Regions from separate parts of the Mus musculus genome. Here region 1 is linked to region 2. A link is a loop called in an ENCODE intact Hi-C map of the cell type or tissue named here. Cell type or tissue: heart. All regions are shown on one strand. Links, peaks and the distances in the headings refer to the core of each region. The heading gives the core; the rest is flanking DNA.

Region 1 (10,500 bases), core at 3,778-6,277, 58 kb before region 2:
CATGTAAGATGGCAGAAAGTTTGATGAAATGACTAACATGGGCTTAAAGAACTTATAAGATAACTTCTCCCTGTGATAGCGTTTCTCAGCAATCTGTATTATCAGAAGTTGACCTTCTTATCCTCCAAGTTTGTTTAAGAAAGATGAAGGTCCCTGGAGGGACTGTCAGCAAATAGATGAGGATAAACTATGTGACCCTGTCTCTGGTACACTAGAGCAGCTTTAGATACATTGGAACCCACGGGAGGTCTCAACAACAGAGACCATGGAGCACCCCAGGCAAGGCTAGCTGTTTCCCAGAAGAATCTCTAAAGGGCATTTGTAAATGCGGGAATGGGGGATTATGGATAATCTCTATACAGCTTCTCTAGAAAGAAAATAGTCAACAAGCTGGAGACAGAGAGGCCAGAGCCCTCCACTCCCAATGACTAACCAGAGATAAGAGGACCTTATCAAACAACACACAGCCAGCCATCACTTTCCAGCTGGGCCCCAAGTAGACAGGCTGGTAGCTGTTCTCTGCCTATTTCTTTACTCCTTTGTATAACTGTCATGAAATGGCTTCCAAGCTGCTAAGCCTTTCCGTCTAGCAAAATGTACCAGGGGCTGGTTTCAGGCTTCACTCCCTAATCATAAGACCCTTGCTAGGCTAGACCACTATTCTGGATTTTAAGGGTCGAGAGGTAGGAGGATACATGGAAAGGAAAGTGTTACCTCTGCCTGGACCATGACAGCTGAACACCTGCTGGATATTGAGAACTGCTCTTGGCCTTGGACAGATTCACATGCTTCTAGCTTCAGGTCTGAGTGTGACATCTAAGAAAATCTTTTCTCTCACTATACGTGAGAGAACTACAGGCTATTCATATTGTTGGTATAGATGCTGTGACTGGACAATAAGGTCCTATTCAAGGAAGGATGATAAACACACACACACACACACACACACACACACATATGAGAGCACACACTTGAAATTCATATAACACAAAAAACAAAAGCCAGTTATTTAGGGGAAAGTTGTGTGCTATTTTCAATTGCTTTAGGTTAGAAAGCACTTCCAAGAAGCAGGACCAGAAAGCAAACAGAAATGATCAGAGATGCAATAATGAAGAGGCAAAAGTAGGGCTAGAGAGATGGCTCAGCAGTTAAGAGCACTGACTATTCTCTCAGAGGTCCTGAGTTCAATTCCCAGCAACCACATGGTGGCTCTCAACTATCTATAATGAGATCCAATGCGTTTTTAAAAAGATTTATTTATTTATTTATCTCATGTATGTGGGTACACTGTCTCTGTCTTCAGACACACTAGAAGAGGGCATTGGATGCCCATTACAGATTGTTATGACCCACCATGTGGTTTCTGGGAATTGAACTCAGGACCTCTGGGAGAGCAGACAGTGTTCTTAACCACTGAGCCATCTTTCCAGCCCTAAATACATTTTCTTTCCTTTTTTCAAGACAGGGTTTCTCTGTACAGCCCTGGCTGCCCTAGAACTCACTTTGTAGACCAGGCTGGCCTCGAACTCAGAAATCTGCCTGCCTCTGCCTCCCGAGTGCTGGGATTAAAAGCGTGCGCAACCACGCCCAGCTCTAAATACTTTTTCTTAAAGGCAAAAGTAAGATAAGTAAGATAAAAGGAGCCTGGCCAGGGAAGAAGGAGTAACTATGCCATTGTAATGCCTCATACTTTATGTCTAATAATGGGCCACAAGGGCCAGAAAGTATAGCTTTGTGGTAGAGCAGTTGCCTAGCACCCGTGAGACCCTAGTTTTAATCCCCAATGCCACAAAAATGAATTTTGTATAATGGATGCTACTTTAAGTCAGCAGAGTGGTGCATACCTGTACCCTCACCTTTTGAGAATGAAGATGAAAAAATCTGTTCAAGATAGTCTTAGGCTAATATAGCCAGTTTGAGAGTAGCCTGGGCTACATGAGATTCTGTCTTAATAAGTAAGCAGCCACAGTATATGCTTCTTGAACTCATCAAATTGGAAAAGACAAGGACAAGGTGGCAAATCACACAATATAGTTATACAGGCAAAAAAAAAAAGAAATGGTGTTTGGCTAACATGCTTCCTTAATAAAAAAGGCACAATCGTGGCAAGGAGGTAACAAAGTTTCACAGAAGGAAAAGTTTCTTAGCCAAAGAGTCTGGAGGGTTCTGTGTGTGACGGCTGTGCACACTACCATGCATGTGAGAAGGAGCAAAATCTGAGGCCAAGTGTATTTGGAATAATCCTAAATGATACAAATCCACCAATATCTTAGCCTTCACTACAACATCACATCAAGAGTGAAGCTGACAATCACAAAGGCGATATTATGCAGAGGTCTTTAAGGAAGACAAAGAGGTCCTAAAATTATATTATGGTGATGACCTCACAACCAGAAATCACTCAAATGTATAAGCTAAAGGCCAACATGAATTATATCTCAATAAAACCATTAAAATTAAAATATAAGCATCCTACAAAACTGAAAATATCTTACTGCAGCAGCCCACTGCAATGAAAACAAATACTTGGAGGACAAAGAAGTCAACACAGTACCAATGCCAATGTTGGTAGCCCTGTCATATCCCATGCTCCACACACCGAACTCCAGAGACATATACTTGAGGCATCCCACACAAGCTACCTATGGCCCACTTTCTTGGTCATTCTATACATCTTCCTTAGACATTACATTTCATGCTTGCAGAAAGCATGGGGCTCCTCTCTAGCACTCACGCCATAACGCTTGTGATTGATCCTTCTAGAATCTCCCAAACTTAGATCTTATCTCAAACCTTTAAGAATCAAGATGAGGGAAGGAGGTGGTACAGGGAGTGCAACAGCATGAAAATGATGTATCCCAGATTGCTCCTTCTCATGACTGTTGTCTAAGCTTGAACAAGGAGGTCTCCTGAAGACCTTTTGAACTGATTCAGAAACTTCCAGTCAAGTGTAGTGGCATGTGTCTGCAGACCCAACTACTTGGGAGGATTGCAAGTTTCAGGTCAGCCTGGGTAATATCTTGGAGCCCTTTTCTCTTAGTTTTTAAAAGGGGAGAAAAAGGAGGCAGGTTCTGGTATTATGGCATAGTGTGAACTTGTCCTGAATCTGTGAAGCTCTGGGTTCCATCTCAGTACTGTAAAAAGGAGGAGAGGAAGGCGAGGAGGAAGAAAACAAAACATAAAACTGTTGGCCTATTAAAAGCCATCTTAGTAACGGCCAGAGCATCTGGTTTCGTTTATAAGACAGTGATGAGCAGGGCCTTTTGAGTAACATGGTTGTGTAAGTCTCTGCAAAGATAGCTTACTCCCGTGCCGATCTGGGCAGGCTTCCCTCCCAAGGAGAACACAGAACTCAGGTACCCGCTCTGCACAGGAATCTTGTGGAGGTATATATAGCCAGATGACTAGGACAGTGGGGTTTGTTTATCAACCCGGTTCCCAGATGTGCTGATGTTGTGTGTCCACAGGTGACCTGGTTACTGAGGCCACAGGCAACTCAGCAGAGGATTACAGTTCCAGAGGTATTGGATGGACTCTTGGCATTGGGTCAAGAGGAAAGCATCCAATCACATCAGAGGAAACTGGGCAGCAAGTCCATGGAGGAGAGTCTACTGGGCCAGTCAGCCAGCCAGCGCGGCCTGCTTAGCACCACAGGTCATGTTCTGTAGCCCTTGGCAACTGGTACACAACTTTGCTTGTGGATGTCCTGAATAATACTTTATTGTGTTCAACAAAAACAAAGATGGCTGACACTGGCATAACATACCTTTAGCCGGAAGCAGACCAACCCAAGAATGACTTCTGTGCAAATTTCAAAGCGAGGGTCCTGGCGTACCAGTGACTCAAACTCATGAGACAGCTCCACGTGCTGGAAAAAGGGAAGGGAAACTTGCTGTCTTTCTCATCACAACTTTAGCCTAACCCTGGCCACCCAGTACCTTATAGGGCTGCACATCTATTAGTCATTCACATGCGCTGAGCAATGTCCTGCATCCTCACCAGCATTTCCCACATAGGTTGAGAAGAAACTCATCTGCCCTATACCACAAGGATTCCAGCTTCCTCAAAAAAAAAAAAAAAAAAAAAAAACCTCATTTTCTTCTGTCCATGGATCTATGTTTTAACCCCCTTCCGTTTATAATTTTATAATAAACATTATAAAGAAGTAGTTGAAGATTCTAAAAGAAAAAAAGGCCACCTTGACCTCCTCATGATAGCTTTATTAATTTGTAGATAGGAAACTGAGACCCTGCAAGAACAAGTGTCATAGCGTAGGCCTCAGTCATACCTGGGCTCAGCTGAGATTCACATCAGCTGCATCTGATGTGTACACTGGGGTATCACTTCTGCAGTAAATGGGATAGTGATCCCAGCCTGATTCCAACTTACAGACAGGAATCACCCTAACCTGCCACATTCAAGAGCTGTGTCCCCTCTGGTGTGATGGTGTGTGCCTGTAATCACAGCACCTGGAAGATTCTATGAGCCTGAGGCCAACCTGATCGACATACTGAGCCCCAGGCCAACCTGATCGACATACTGAGCCTGAGGCCAACCTGATCGACATACTGAGCCCCAGGCCAACCAAGGCTACATACTGAGACCCTAGCTCCAAAATAATAAAATAATTAAAAGGAAAAAGAAAACGCTATGTGATCGCATTGAATACACCAACTTATTTAATCTCTAGATGTTTAAAGAATTCAAAAACTGATTAAAACCACATATGAACATTTGCTCACTCTCCAAGGGCACACTTAGCTAATTGGAGCCTCCTGGCATCCAGCACTACCTTCCACAAGGCCCATCCTTTAGAGGAGCTGAAGCACACACAGCTTGTTTGGTCATAGATGCCACAGAAGCAATTGTCTCAAGTCTTCCCACCAGAGGGCACCAAAGATTCAGGACTAAAATGCTCTTCAATTAGCTCAAGCCTAGGAACGCCATCTTTGACCATTCCTATGGTCTCCTGTGAAGGCTGGATTGGGGCCTTTCCAGAAAGAGGTGTGGTGTGTCTTTAACCTGGCACAAGCTAATCGCAGTGAGCTGTCCTGAACTGAGAGTCATCACCACCTTTGACTGATAAACCACTTGGGGTTTCTTTCTTATTACACACAAGTTGACTCACCCTCCTTATCCCGTTTGCAATTGGATCAGGGACTATCTAGAAATCTACACACACTCTAGGTTTCTAGTTCTTTCCCCTGTGTAGCTTCTTACACTGCTCAATGTTTGCATACATTTCCTTACAACAGTTTTGTGACCTGGACAGATGCCAGTTTAGAAGAGACACGGGTACTCTTCTAACAACTGCTTTTCTGCATCCTGTCATAGAAGAGGGCCCGAGACACTCAGCCCCTGCCTTTAGCTGCACATCTGGTAATGCAGTGGGACTTAAGGGGAAAGCTGTCACCACCACAGGCTGGAAACCACAGGCATGCTTGCCTCATCAAGATGATGTTGTGGCTTAGAAAGGACTCAGCTGAAGTCACTGGGCCCTCTGCATCTGACTAAATGGGTAGACATGTCCTGGCTCATACTCAGGGCTTAGCCTGGAAACAAACAAACAAACAAAAAAAGTAGGGTAGTAGGACTTAGAATAATAAGCGGCTCCTCAAGCTACTTTAAGGCACATCATAGTGACTGGGTGGCTTATTGGAACCGAAGTTCCATACTGCCCAGAAAGCCTCCTTGAGACAAAAGGACTAGATGGTATCTATCCCAACCAACTCAAAGGTTTTCTTAGTTTGGGAGGTTTGGGTTGTTGTTGCTGCTGTTGTTCGTTTGCTTGCTTGTTTTATTTCATTTTGTTTGGCGGTAGTGGGGGAGAAAAACATTATGCTCTCATTACTAGTATTGCTCCGTCAAAATTACTGCTGGATGGATACGTGGAAAACATTAAATTTACACACTGCTTTTAATTAACTTCCTGGAGCTGATAACCTATATTCTAATGAAAGTGTCTTAGAAGATACATAGAACCAGTTTGTGAGTGCCTTAATCGTAAAGGCCCAAACTACTGCCTGATTCCAACGCTGTGCTTAAGGAAAAAAAAAAAAAAAAAAAAAAAAAAAACGCTCTTTCAGACAACAGCAGATCATGGCTGCTCTCACTCTCTTTCCAGCCTGAACTTTCCAGCCCCGGGCTGGGCCTCCCCTCCCCTCCCCTCCCCTCCCCTCCCCCAGAAGCTCTTTCCTATGTAATCCAGACATTTTGGCCTCTCGCTCCCCCTCACTCCCCCCTCTCTGCATTCTCTCTCCCTGAACGCGCATGCTCTTTCTCGCTTTCTCTTCCCCCTCCCCTCTGTCTCGCTCCTCGTGGCGCCTCGTTCCTTGGGACCAGTGAACTCGCCCCAGAGCTGCTTCCCAAGAAACCTGCCTTTATTCAAACCTGGTTTGAATTGACTCGTTTCACTGGGGGAGAATAACTTATCACATCCATTCCTCTGTCCCCAAAGGCCTGTCCCTTCTAGGAAATTGTCTGTCTCTGCTTGTATATGAAAATTCTGATGCCCTCATGTTTATGAAAGGGCCTCATGATGTACTTTTCAGAGCTTATCCCTGTTGTTAGGCAATGCATGATGGTGTTTGCTTACAAAGACACCTGAATTCGTTTCTGAGTTTCCTACGACCGACCGTTAGAACATTAGATAAACAAAGAAGGCAGTCACCTTTCGGATGTAAGCCTGCAGCCCCTTGACTCCGTACATTCTAAAAACAAACCACATTTTCAAAGAGCGAAATCGTCGCCCCAGTGGGATCTGCCAGTGCTGAAATAAAATATAAAGAACCCGTCAGTGAGAACAGTGCAAACAGCCAGGCTCCTTTTCAGCTTCCCAGTCAGCCGGTTTCTTCTGGAAGCAGCCAGTTTCCTATAGAATGGCCGTTTCCCAGCCGGGAAGGCGTACAACTTGTTGTGTGAGCTGGGGAGAAGAGAGGGAGAAGCTGCCTTCACATCCTGTGGAGATGAGGACAGAAGAAACACTGAACGAGAGGCACTGAAGTTTACCATTTTCAACGCACAAATGTCTGCTGAGTACACCCCAGAGGAGGCACTCCAGGAAGAAATAGGAATGATGTGGTCCTGCCCTAGGCAGCTTCCGAGGGGGCAGGAGGTCATCCAGGCAGAGAGAGGGTGCTGAACTCCTTGTGTGTCTGCCTTTCTCTGCCTGGATGCACTGAAGCTGCACTCTGAAACAGTATCAGCGCCTTTGTCTCACTGACCTCTGGGGAGTGACCCCTAATACCCTTTTACCAAAGAAGCCTGCCTCTGCTTCTCCTAGCTTTTCCAGACGGTCATCTGACAGGCTGTTCACACTGGCTCCTCACATTCTTCTTGATGGTGATGGATGATGGTTGGAAATGCAATAAAAGCACGTAGGAAAGGGCAGGCATGAGACACAGGCCTGTCGGGAGGATGGCCTTGCACTACTTCCTGGCTTTCTTTGAAATTCTTTTACTTGGGCTTACAAAGGGCGGGCTGGGGGAGGGGAGCTCTTTACTTCTTATCTAGTCCGGAGGCTCCAGTCTCCTGGAGAGAAAGCGCAGTCTCCCTTCTGGGTGGTGTTCTACAGTTGGGAAAAGCACCCTAAACTCGCCCGCTGTCTACCATCACAGAGCCCACTAAGAATTAGCTTTAGCTACAATTAAGAGTGAGCTCCGTGCTGCTTCTAGGAACACAGAGTTTATTTTTAAATGCAGTCGTTCCTCCCTGAATCATGAAATCTGAGACAACACCAAATGTATATATGCTGTTTCCCCTATACTTGTATGCCTATGGTATAATTGCTTTTTGTTTGAGGCACAGTCTCATTATGTAGCCCCAGCTGGCATGGACTTAGTAGGCTAGGTTGGTAGGCTAGGAGAACCTCCTGCCCCTGCCTCCTGAGTTCTGGGGTTAAGGGTGTGCGCCATCAGACTTTACTCCCTAGTTTAATTCCTTATTATTAAACTGTTTCTTTATGAAGGCCTCTGGTTTTCCTGAATTATTATGCAGCAGTCCTGCAACTTTTACCAAGTATATAAAATCAGAATGAGACAATAAGGCCATAGGATGTGCGGGGTTTTTTTGTTTGTTTGTTTGTTTTTCCATTTTGCTTCTGCACAGTTTAAGTACCATTGTGGGGAAGGGGACATCTGACCTCATGCCAAGTTCACTTAAAACAATGGAGGGTCTGCTGACAATTGCTGACAGACTTGCCAAGCTCTGTTTAACGTAGAGCTTTTCCTCTCAAAAGTCTGGCATTTGTACCCCCCACAAGAGTAATACAAATCCAAAGCCCACAGAAGTGTCAGGATGAAAAGATTTTAAGTGATCTTATCCTCAAACTACTTTTAATATTATTCTTATAGTATCCCTTAAATTGTGCTTTCTAAAAGGTAACTTGGATCCTAAATAGGGCTAGCTTGTACAAAGTTAAAGGAGAAAATGGAGTGTTCTCTTGGCCATACCCATAGCTGCACAAGTCCTAGCTTTTCCCCATAGCACAAGCTTCCATGAGACTCTGGCCTGGGAGAAGATAGGATGAAGATTCCCTGGTAACCTGCACCTGCCAGCCTGCAGCTGTCATCAGAAGAAGGAAGGGTACTCTGTGTCTAGGAGAGGCAATCCTGCTACCCCTTATTATCAGTGGCTGACATACTGCCCCAAGAATTTAGACACACTACTTCGGACAAGATGCTTTGATAGTGTCTTGTGTTCACCATGCACACCCGCCTCCCCACCCAGCAAATAAGCCAGGTCAGATTTTTTTTTTAGTCAGAGAGGCAGCAGATGAAGTGGGCCCCTTCGTGTTCTGAGAGAGACAGCAGATGCAGTGGGCCCCTCATGTTCCCAGCCCGGCTTGGCTTCTATTCTTGGAAGAAACCTCCCAGCATTACTTGCGGTTCCAAATTCCTTTCCAGAGCAAAGCTGGGACATCCTGGTGTTTTCAAAATCCAGAAAACATTTGTGGTGAATATTAAAAAAAAAAAAAAATGGAGAAAGAAGTAAAGTGAGTAGAGGAAAGACTGCCAAGACTACGATCCTGTCCAAGAGGCTGGCTCTTCTCTGACTCTGCCCTAGCACTCCCCAGGACGCTGCCCCAAGTACAGGCAGAAGGCAGAAAAAAGGGCCACGTGGGCTGTGAAGACCGACCCTTGATGGACGTGGCAGAGATGCTTACGGCAAAGCCACCTAATATGTCTGTCAGAACACATTTAGAAGCTGCCTCTTGTGGCCTCCTGCTCCGGAATGTGGTGGGGGTGTGTGTGTGACAGCAACAGCACAGTAGGGAGCCCTTGGCACCTCAGAGTTTGATTACAATGGGCAAAGCCACTCACTTACCCTGTAGTCAGTGATGAATCCTGGAGAAAAGAGAAAGACAAAAAGCAGCCATTAGAGAGAGGCCATTAGAAGAAAAGGTATCCTTTTTTCCTCCAGGCTTATAAGTGATGACTTCTGTGGCAGACATGAAACTATCCAAGGACTGGCTAGGGCTAAGTGTTCTGTGTGGCTCATTCAAGGTAACTGACTCAAGGGGAGTCCCTGAAAGCAGGATGCCCAGGACACATTTGGAAGGCTGAATTGTTAATGGAGCTGGTGATACAAAGAATGATTCAAATAATAAGGAGGTGGGGGGGGGGGTCGTCTCATCTCCATATTCAAGGGTGTTGACTGGCATCTGGCACAGAGCAGCTGCTCTATACACTCTGAGTCAAATTCCTTCTTATCCTGGACTCAGTGCTCCCACATGGGTTCTGAAAAGCCTGTTTAGCACTCTCATGTTCTCTGGTGCCTACAACCCTAGATCCCAGGACAGCATGGGGAAGAGAGCCCTGTGTGGAGTCACAAACCACAGTTTCTAGAGTGTCTTGGACACAGACTAGGGGAAAACACAAAGGCTGGCTGCAGCCCTGTTGGGCACAATAGGGAGTCAGGCACCTTGGAAATCTCTCCCAGAAATGCAGGCCAAGCAAAGCGTGCTGCAGCTTGCACACACCCCTGCTTTCTAGGCAATAGCAACTGTAGCATGGTAGTTTCAGCTGGAACACCTAACATACCCACGGTGCACTGCACTGCAAGGGAGGGTTCACATTCTCTATCCAGGACTTCTGAAGTAATTATTTGACTTCTACTGGGAATCAGGAAAGTCTAGGTCTTTTCTTAACGAGGATAAAGTAGCCATGTTGGGGACATACATAACTACTGGTCTCAGCCTATCTTTTGAGTGACTCAGAGACAGGGTCTTCAATTCCCATCCCACACTCTGACCTTTTCTCTGGAGCCTCTTGCCAGCAACGGAGCTCATAAACAAACTTGATGTCAGTGGCATGGTGCCAAAAAATAACCTGATAGTGACTCATAAAGGCCCAAGGTACCTGGCCATAACTACATGACTCATAAGTGAAAATGAATGTTTGACGTCGCCGCCTCAGAGTGTATGTGCCTGAGCTATCTGATACAGTACCGTTAGTCACATTCAGCTATTTTAATCTAGTTGTTGTGTGGAACTAAAGGAAA
Region 2 (10,500 bases), core at 3,644-6,143:
TGTTCTTCACACCCTCGAGTAGACTTCTAATGTTTATAAAGGATTCAGGCTACAGCATTTTGTTCTCCCCCTGAAAATGGATCGAGACAATGCTATGTTCTCATTTCCCAGAGATCCCAGGGCGCCTCAGGGGTTGGCTCTGCCAGGAGGCCTGGAAGCAGAGCCTGGGCCTGACAACACTGACAGAGCTTTACAAGGAAGACATTTCTCTCTCTTCCTCATCTCCTTCCAGATGAGATCCATCAGGGATCCATGAGGGTAGACCTCTATGGGCCCCTTTTGAGTTACCCCACCAATTGTATCATCTCCCCATGACAGGTCACAGGGTATAAGCTGAGAGCGTTCCCTGGATGCATCATCTTCCCCAGCCCACCACATACACAGCCATGGTTCTTTAAGAGCTAATGCTGAAACAGCAGCCCAGTTCCTGAGGAGTTTAGGGCCAATGCCTGGCTAAAACCCAAATTTAAACTCTTTCAATCTCAGGTGGGCCTCAAATGCCTGAACTCAGTCTCAGATATAGCTTCTTTCATTCATCCAGATTGGTGTAAGGGGGATGGCACCATGCCTGCCTGCTTGTGCTCGGTGTGCTTGATCATATAACAGAACAATATAAAAAGGTCTACTAGAAGACCCTCCTCCATGGCCAGGAGCAAATTTTATAGGGCAGGATGGAGCCAAGAAAACAGGTACTGCCTACTTTCTTCTGCTAGGCAACATCAGATAAGCCACTCATCTCATGTAGTCTTTTAATTCCCCAGTGATTTGGTGTCTGGCTTCTCTCCTCTCATTGCACACAGAAAGTAGCTAGCTGGGTACTCTCAGGTCCAGGCAAAAGTGACTTGAGCCTCCATTTATTTTGGGTCTTTACCTAAGGGGCACAACATGGTGACCAGGCTGCTCTTGTGCATTCTGGAATTATGACACATTGATGACAAGAGGAACTGAGGACTTTCCCCCTGCTGGTTAGATGGTTATCCCCATCCTGCTGGGTGCTACTGCAGCCAAGCTAATGCTAATTCTCAGTATAGGAGCCAACATTCCATGTTATGAACCACAGCTATCAAGCAACACAACCTCTGTGTCAGGCTCTTCCTCAACCAAGACCATCCTAGAAAAGCAGATAAGTCAGAGGTTGATTTTGGGTCTCCAGACAAATATATGCAGTGGCTTTTGGAGCAGCAGAATGACACCAATGAAACCTGCCACAACAACATTTAATGAAAGAAAAGGATACACTCATCCTAGGCTTGGTCTATAGAAGAAGGCCCCAAGTGCCTGACCTAAGAGCAATGGCAACAGTTCAGCAAGAAGGCCATCTCAGCTCTTCCCATGAGCTGTGACTCCCACTAGCCCAGCCCCTCAGTATCCCAGCTGGAAGAAAATCAGGTGCCATGTGGTAAAGCAGTCAGCTCAGCTGGGCCCTGATGGCTGCTGAGAATTCATAAGCACAAGAATCTAAGGCACAAATATGAGAGACACTCACTCTCTATCTAGAGAGCCCAAGACAGTTCTAGGCTTTGAGGAATTCTTCATGGAGTGAGCAGGCTCAGAACCTGAGAGCCAATGACATCTGCTTCAAATCTTGCCTGAAGCACACAGCTGGGACACAGAGCTCAGGGAGACCTAGGCCAGATGCCTTCAGTAGGGAACTTTCTAAGTCTTTACTCCATGTAGAAGAGGACCTCACACAGGGAGGGGTGAGTAGCCTGTAGGCAGGCATGGGCCTATTTTTAGCACTTTTGCTCTGCCTCCTTGCCCATCAGATAGGCTGGACAGTAGGCTGGTGGGAGGCCGATGAATGAGTCAAGGGTAGGAACCGTCTCCAAAGTCAGAGTGCATAGCAATCTTCTGGTCTTGGGGGAATGGAAGCTTCACAACCTTGAACTGGGATTTTGATTCAAATCAAGTGGTTATTAAAAACAACAACAACAAAAAAAAAAAAACAAAACCAAACAAATAGAAACCAAAAAACAGTACTATGCTGAATCCTCTTCTCTTCTCTTCTCTTCTCTTCTCTTCTCTTCTCTTCTCTTCTCTTCTCTTCTCTTCTCTGCTCTGCTCTGCTCTGCTCTGCTCTGCTCTGCTCTGCTCTGCTCTGCTCTGCTCTGCTCTGCTCTGCTCTGCTCTGCTCTGCTCTTCCTTCTCTTCTCTTCTCTTCTCTTCTCTTCTCTTCTCTTCTCTTCTCTTCTCTTCTCTTCTCTTCTCTTCTCTTCCTTCTCTTCTCTTCCTTCGCTTCTCTTCTTTCCCTTTTCTCCTCTCCCCTTCCCCCTTCTCCTCCATTCCTTTCCTCTCTCCTTGCTTCTTCTCCTTTCCTCCCTCTCCCCTCTATCTTTCTCCTTCTCCTTCCTCCCTCTCCCATATTCCACTCAGAATTTCTCTTCCCTTAGAAACTTCCTCCCTGGGACCCAAGCTCTGCTTTCTGCAAAGTAGCCCTGCTACCTACAGGTGACAGAGCCACCTGTTTCTGTCCTGTGTGCAAAGGGATCACCGTCTCATGCAAGAATAGACCCCACCACAGTGTCTTGGAGATACTCACCCAGGAGAAACCAATGCAGCCAATAGCACCACACAGCATGTCTGCAAGCATAGCTGGGTATGAGCTAGCCGTGGGGAAGTAAGCGAAGAAATAGGGACTGTGCCAGTGTGTCACCTGTGGGGAGGAGGACAGTTACTCTAGGACAAAGTGGTGAATTCCTCAAGGTACCTGTAGAAGGCAACTTGGGCAGAGTTTCTCAAGTTCAATCATCCTATACTTTCTGTCTGAATTTCACCCCATTATCATTACAGTAAACAGACTTCCTGTTTGTGCTTCAATATCTTTGCTAGTCAAGAAGGAAATGCTGTCTTCAGAAGATAATGTAGGAATTATTATATTTTTTTCATAACACGTGAAGTCTCTAGGTAGGAGCGACAGCAATACCTCTTTGGGTTCTTCCTGGGTTCTCTGGACAGGGAAAGCACTGCACCACACAACCGAGATCCTAGTGCAAAAGGCTTGGTTTTCTCAAAGCTGCCCTAGCAAATTCAGTTGCTTTTGTCTATTTTGGTTTTTTTTTTAATACCCAATTTTTAAAAACAATTTTTTTTTTTTTTTTTGGGTATTGTCCCTTTCCACTGTCTTGTACAATCTGGTCCATCTAACAATCAGTTCCTTTAAGAAGAGCTGTTGCTACCTCGGTTTCTCATAATAGCCACAATCTCCCCTGCTTCCTCTAGCACAGAAGAGGAAAACAACCTACTCCGTGCCAACCCTGACTTAGGTACAGTGGAAAAGCTCAGACTGACAGGGAAAAGAGCCTCATAGGTGGTGATCTTTGGAATCCCTAAGATGGTGGGAACCAGGATAGTGGTAAGGACACACAGACCAATATTGGCTACATGAGCAGTCTTTCCCTTGCAATGTGTAAGTTGAAACAACATCTCCAGCCCCAAATGGCAGTATTAGGAGACAGGGCTTTGGCAAGGTACGTAGATCATGAGAGTGGGGCTTTGTGATGGGATTTGGGCTCGTATAAGGAGATATGAGACTGATCATAGACTAACAATTCCAGAATTTATAGAGGGCACGGACTGTATCCATTTGGAAAGTTTGAACACAAATCCCACCCCACCACCGAATTTCATTAAATAAAAAATTCCACTTTTGAAATATTGAAAGTTGATCTTCTGTGTGGTGGTTTGTAGCAGGCTAAGGAAACATTTCTCTCTGAAAAGTTCAGAATGCTTATATGGTTCTGATCAAAAGATTCTGGAAAAATGGTCCACTCCTGATTTCCCAAAACCAGAAACTATGTTTCTTTCTGCATCGCTAGCCAGGTGAGACTATTTCTGACTTTTCTCCTCCAGATTCTAGTCAAATAAATGTTTCTTTTTCAGTGATTATAAGACAAAACTCTGAGGGTTTTAAGATCTCTGAAATCAGGATATATTTTCCAGTGTAAGGAACATGTACTCAGAAACTCTCCTCTGTACAAAGTACAAATTTCTGTGATGAGGCACAGTCTTAGGCTGGTATATATATATATATATATTTTTAAAGGATATGCCTGTCCTGGGGAAGAGATTTCACAAAGTGAACTGCGGGCAGAGATGGAAAAGAAGCATTCATTCTTCGCCAGAGTACAAGGAAAGACGATCCCTGAGAGCAGGAGGGGCCTAGATCCTGTCATTATAGAAGCTGCGAGCTCAAATCACTCCATGTAAACATTCAAGTAAAGATGAAAGTAGGGGTCTGCAGGATGTGAGGAGCATTGGGTGTCAGGCATAGAAGGAGCTATTAGAGGGGAGACGTTAAGTGTGGTGGTGGGGGAGGAGGAGGAGGAGACCAGAGCTAGCTCCCTACCACTGTGGGGTACAAAGCTGCTCTCTGTAACTTAAGAAGCCCTTATCTGAACCCAACCTCCACAAACTTGAGACATGTCGAAGCTGCCACGTCTACATTCTTTATTATAACATCTTGCTATGGCGTGGCTCTTAAGAATTCCTAAAGCTCCTTAAGTTTGAGGCTCACACCCCAAGGTGGCACTAGTGGGAGATACTAAGAGGCCTTTGCTGATGTGCCCTCAAAGGAGGCTGTGATGGCGATCCCCCGCCCCCCCCCCGCTCCCCGCCCCCCCCCCCCCCCCAATGCTTTCCAGCCCTGAAGTGAGTCGATTTCCTCTGCTGTGTGCTTCGGCCATGATGTACTGGCTCACAACCAGCTAAAAGCAACAAGACCAAGGAGTCCTGCAGCTGAACCTCCAAAACTACATGTCAAAATGAACCTTGTCCCCATGTAAGTTTGTCATTCCAGCTGTGTTACAGGGTCAGAAAGCTGACTAACACATTGCTTTTTTTTTTTTTTTTTTCATAGTCTTTGCAAAGATATAAACATGTCTTTTCTCAGTAAAACCACACTAGGCCTTTATGTGGCACGAGCAAGCCCCGATTAAGAAGATAGCCAACTAGGATAGCTCATTAAAAGCTGGAAGATTCCAGCAAGGCTCATTGCAAGTCTGTCTCCAGGCCTGGGAGTGGGACAGAGCCAGAGGGGGAAAAAAAAGTGAGAGTGGAAGAAAATCAGGGTAATGAAGAACAGGAAAGGGGGAGGGAGGGAGGGAGGAAGGGAGGGGGAGGGAGGGGCTGACAGTGAGTCTCGGAGGCTCTGGAGAACTTCACGGGCTGAGTGATGTGTTCAGCAGAGCAGGAGTGAGGCCCATGAGGCTTTAGGGAAAAAAAAAAGAATGTTCAGATAAAAACCAAAACATCTGTAGTGGTAACTCGCTTGTCTTTGCGGAAATGCCTTTATAAAGTGTAATTGCAAAGCCCCATAGAGGAAGAGGCCAAAGACTGCACAAAGGCAGAGGGCCAGAGGGCACAGATGGGGCCCAGGGCCTCAGTTTCTTTCAGGTACCTGGAGGCTCCACACTGTCTGCCGCCCTCCCAGGGTGAATCCTGACTGGAAAGCGCACTCCCCTGCTCTCCTCTCTGTGAATAGCCACAGAATGTGTGGGGTGGATAGTTCTACACTGGCTCTGCACAGCACAGACTCTTCACCTAACTTCTGGTTAACCACAGCTAGCAGGGGGCTGGCTGGATCTGTAACTTGGGGAGCTAATGCCAGAGCCTCTGCATTTTCCAGCTTTGCTCTGCACAGTAAATACTCCTATAGAACACAGACTCCTGCGGGAGGACCGCACATTTTTCCAGCACTGCGCTCCTGTATTCCTACTTGGCCTGACATTTGACTAGGCCTCCCTGTACTGGCTTTATGCTGAACGGCTTAGTTTATTTGCTCAACTCCCAAGCCAGAGCCAGAATTTTGAGTTATATTCAAAGAACAAATGCCATGGGAAATCTCCTTAAGATGAAACTTGACGAGGGCTATGAGAGATGTTCTGGAACCGAGGAGCTGCCTCTGAAGCCCAGGACTTTGGCTGACTATGCGCCTCCCCAGAGCCTCTGTGTTCTCTGTGAAAACAAGAGCAGACTGTCCACTCTGTCAGATCCCCTCCTGCCTACTCCTCGGTCACCTTAAAGTCACAACTAGTAAGCCCCAGTAGGGGTGTGTGCAATCCGCCAGTGTTACCAGCACCAGGCCCAGACTTCGTTCAGGAATTAATGATCAGGGTCACACCCATTTGTTCAAGGCCATGTTAAAGGATAGGCTTTTAGGTAAATTGCTTGCTGGGTAAAGTAGTACTCTGGAGACGGGGCACTGAGATTCACTGCAACCCTTTGATCCCTCTGACTATCAGGGATAGCTCAGCTATTCTGTGCCCTTAGGCAGAACCTGTGCACAACTGTCCATGCCCAAACAAAATGGAGCAAACATTTTCTGGGTACATGAACGTTAGCCTTTGGCAGATCTAAGAACGATGCAAGTACCTTTATTTAGGGTAATTAATTAAACTGCTTGCAATCGACCACTAGGAGCTTATTTTTTCGTGCTATCAAAGAATAACCCTCTAGGAACCCTGTATGGTGATGCAAATACTGGTCTTGGAGGCCTTGGAGAAAGCCCTTGCACTGCCTATGTAGTTTGGCTCTATCCTTTACTCTCCCATGAGAGCTTCATGGACCACCTAACTTCTCTAAACCTAAGCTGTCTCCGCTGAAAGCAAAACAGAGGTTAGTAGTTTCTCTTTAGCTTACGTGTTGTGGTGACCCCATGACACTGGAAGTACAGCTTTCAGGGGGTGCTTTATAGGCATAAGCCCAGCTGTTATTTGACCTCAAATCCATACTCACTTACCCCTGGCATGATTATCTTCTCGATGTCTTTGATTATGTCCTCGTATGTTTCTGGCTCCTGGGGGGCAGTGGCAGGGATCAGGGGCCGAAGATAGCCAGGCTCCACATCAGGGTACACTGGACGACCCTCAATGCCATCCAGATAGTCAGCTATATAATCCACCATCTCCTTGCCTCTCCTCCGGAATTCACGGGAATCCATGTTGAAAACTGCCGACAGAGAGAATAGAAATCAACCAATAAAACATTATAACTCTGAACTGGGCAGGGGGGTGAGCAAGTCCAGGGAGCAGAGATTCTATATCATAAAGACCCTCAGTCCCCAACCCAGCATCCCTTGCCACCTTCTATGTCTGGATGAGATAGACATGCCACTGGATCCACACAGTGCTGCACAATGACCACTCCACATCTCACAAGACAGTCAGCAGAAGACAGAACAGCACCCTCATTTAAAAATAAAAATATCACAGTAAAATGCAAGAAGCACACAGTTATGGATCCTTCCGACTTTAATGACAAATACTGGTTCCCATTCTGGCCCACATTCTGCCTGTATGTACCCTTTGTTAGCCATCTGAATGAGAGCCTTGCACTTCGAGCCCCACTTTTCAGCTGAGAAATGAAGACGGCCACGGCAGCCCCTGAAGAATGGGTAAGGGTAGGACCACAATCTCTGGAGGCTCAGCCGAGAGCCTAAGACAGCACAGCTCTGTCCAAAGCTAGAGATATATGTCTTTTCCTGGAATCCCATCTCCTGGTGACCTGCACCTTTGCCTATAATCTGCTTATCAGGATGGTACTTTCTTTATATTACCCAAGTCAGACACACAGGCAGCTATCAAGAGTTTGTGTTCGTTATCTTCTTCAACATTCCAAAAGTCTGAGTGAAGCTGACATACAGTCATTTTTCTACCAGGCACTTACTGCGGCTTACTTGGGCTGCAGATCATGAGACAAATCTTTTTGCAGTACATTTCTTCGAGAGTCGTTTTAAACAGTAAAATCACAAGAAAAACAGTAACAATATAAAAGATGAGGTCAAAACAGATTAGGGGGCGAAAGGACCCTTAATTTACATCACAAGAGCTCAAAACACAAGGCAGAGAAGCGCCTGGTTCAACCGCAGAGGGATTGTGAGCTTCTGATGATTCACGGAGTTCCCTGGCTCTGTGCTTGGTCAGGAAGGCATAGTGAGCCTTAAGTGAGGATTCAGATACAAGTTAGCATGCTGGAGAAACTGAGTGTCTCGAACTTATGTTTGGTAAAAATCAAATGTATTTGCAAAACAAGAAAGATAGACAACCTGCTAGAATCCTGTCCTCCCCATTTGTAACATGTCTTTCCTGAATAGTTGCTAAATTTGTGAGAGACAATTGAAAGCTAAACAAAGGATACATTTCTAAATCCCTCCCTTAGTCCAGAGCTTTGTAATTGAAGATGGATTTTCCATCAGAGTAAGTACTGGGGATGAGTCAAATCCATTGTGATTAGCATTGGAGCTGACCTTCATGTCCTGTTCCCAGCACTGCCCCATGCTCCCCATTGTCTGGGATGGGAGGGGGGCTGGACAGATTTTGTGATGTTAAATGCGTTCAAAATGATTCATCAGACACTTTTTTAAAATGGGAAGACAGATTTTTATTCAAGAGTACTGCATAGGGGAAAAAAGTTTGCCCTCAACTTTGAAACACCAGGGACAGATGGGGAGCTGTAGCCAAAGGGGGATTACTCAGGGCTTTCCGGAGGAGTGAAGCCCACCATATACATATACTTCTAACTACAAAAGGCGGTTTTTTGGGTTGACTCACATGCTCAGAGGCTGTTTCTTCCCACAATGGCTGTCAGCAAGCTGGAGGACTAGAAACAAGTTGGCACTTAAGTCCAAGAAACCGGAAGTCTCCGTACAGGATCCACCAATGGTCAACCAGAAATCAAAGCCCTGGAGGTACCACAGGGAGTCACTGGGTGTTGGTATTTATTGAGAGACGGAAGAAGCCAGAGTCTGATGTCCACCAGTCAGGACAGCAGCAAAAAACAGATACCTGCTAGGGCAGGGCAGTGGAACTTCCTCCTTCGGCCTTTTGATTCATCTGACCCAGTCTATTGGTGCTGCTCAGATGCAAAGCTAGTTCTTCTGTCAGTTCACTGACCACCCTCCAAGAGTTTCTGGTAATATTGTCCCATACGCACCAAGACATGTGCCTTATCAATTTCCTAGGTGTCTCTCACTCTAACCAAACAACCAAGGGCAATGATGATAGCACCCACTAAACCCAGTGAGTAAGAAAAATGACTGAGAGCATAGGAGTTAGTCTCGGGGTTGGGAAGTAGCAAGCTGGATCAGATAGATACCAAGGGTGGAAAGAGATGAGATACATGTGATTAGATGCTAGCAATATCCGCTTTGCAGGCAGGGCTTCTTTGTCAAACTGGGTTTAAGCTGACTAATGTTGAGCTAGGAGATAGTTGGTATCCAAGGACAACGTACCTGATCAGGTTTTTCCTTCCTCCAGTGTTCTCCACTAAAGGGACTACACACAGGCATGATTTAAAGATGACCCAGCCTCCATTTCAGAGTTACCATTTGGGTGCACATTTCAGCCAAGAGTGCTTAGGAGACAATGGTGATACATAAGGTAAGCTATAAATTACAGCCCAACAGGAGGCGGGAGGGAAACCATATTGGTAAATGCATTCTGTCCTGTGCCTTCTCACGATGACATACTACATACGCACTGGGACCTGGCTACAGTCAGGCGGTGCCCCTCCTTTGCTGAGTATTACCATCATTATCTGTTTCCAGCTCTGTTTGTGGGAAAAGGTGGGCGGGGGTGGGGGGGACGGCAAAATGCAGAGCTGAGGTTCAGGGTCAATAGATGACCTATTCGTACAGACCCTGACTCATGTTTAGTGGCTATACACCAACATACTTCTCAAATTGCTACCATATTAACCCTCGTTTTCCTTAACTGAAAATAAAAAATCAAGATTTTTGTTTTGGTAATGAGAGTCCCGCCACTATCAATTTATTGTATTGAATAGATGCATAGGAATAGCTTTGGACAGTGCTACTAAGAATTGTCAGTTAGAGTAGCTCCCCATTGTCTCGGTTTTCTTCTTCTGAGGTTTCAGTTAAGTTACTTGCAGTCAGCTGCAACCCAAAAACGTTGAATGGAAAATATAGGGCTTGCAATTTTTAAGTTGTGCACTCATCTGAATAGCATAATGGCATCTGTGCCTTCCTGTTCTGTGTCACCCTGTACATAAATCATCCTTTAGTTCAGTGTTTCTCCCCTGTATATACTACCTGCCTGTTAGTCGTCCCAACACAGCAGTTCTTTGTCCAAGTAAGCCTTGTACTAACGCAATAACTTTCCCGTTGCATATTCGCTATCGTTAACTTCTTTCTGTGTCTTACTTGTGAAATAAGCTTCCGCCCAGGTACATATGCGTAGGGTACATTTCTGCCCTTAGCTTCAGGGAGCCTCTGTAGGTCTTGAACTGTAGCTCCCTATGAATTACAGGCAAGTATTCTAGCAGCTTTTGATAATTACTCTAAAGCAAGCCTCTTACCTGTTCTGCAGGTTTTTGTTTCACACTAAAAAAAAAAAACTGAAAAAGTCCGAAAAGTGGAAAACATTTGATCACTTCTTTAGGACCAATTTTTCTAGAGATATATGGCTTTAGTGTTTTTACATTATACTGCTAAATTTCTCTGAGCACACTGTTTTATCAGGCTTCTCCTTTGATGGGGAGTGCTAC

The links. Peaks named below come from ENCODE experiments on the same cell type or tissue, not always from the same donor. Only the 100,000 strongest peaks of a DNase experiment are listed, where the experiment ranks them.
Region 1: it touches region 2 in a loop (3-fold over the local background); 5 of 42 quality-filtered maps call a loop at or near these places.

Annotation. Positions count from the first base shown.
Region 1 is chr11:11,815,525-11,826,024 of GRCm38, forward strand. It overlaps Ddc (dopa decarboxylase), which reads right to left. Exons shown (of 15, transcript NM_001190448.1): 11 at 9,325-9,344; 12 at 6,671-6,769; 13 at 3,767-3,868. Among named protein-coding and RNA genes, the nearest start is that of Fignl1, 12 kb to the left of the region's middle. In heart, for the core only: no CTCF peak of the experiment used is centred there; DNase peaks (open chromatin) are centred at 4,987 and 5,417; H3K4me3 peaks cover 27 bases; H3K27ac peaks cover 2,253 bases.
Region 2 is chr11:11,873,706-11,884,205 of GRCm38, forward strand. Ddc (dopa decarboxylase) reads right to left here. Exons shown (of 15, transcript NM_001190448.1): 2 at 6,737-6,945; 3 at 2,540-2,653. The coding sequence starts at 6,937. 1700042O10Rik (RIKEN cDNA 1700042O10 gene) reads left to right here. Exons shown (of 4, transcript NR_045178.1): 3 at 9,252-9,374. Among named protein-coding and RNA genes, the nearest start is that of 1700042O10Rik, 11 kb to the left of the region's middle. In heart, for the core only: no CTCF peak of the experiment used is centred there; DNase peaks (open chromatin) are centred at 5,176 and 5,906; H3K27ac peaks cover 2,500 bases.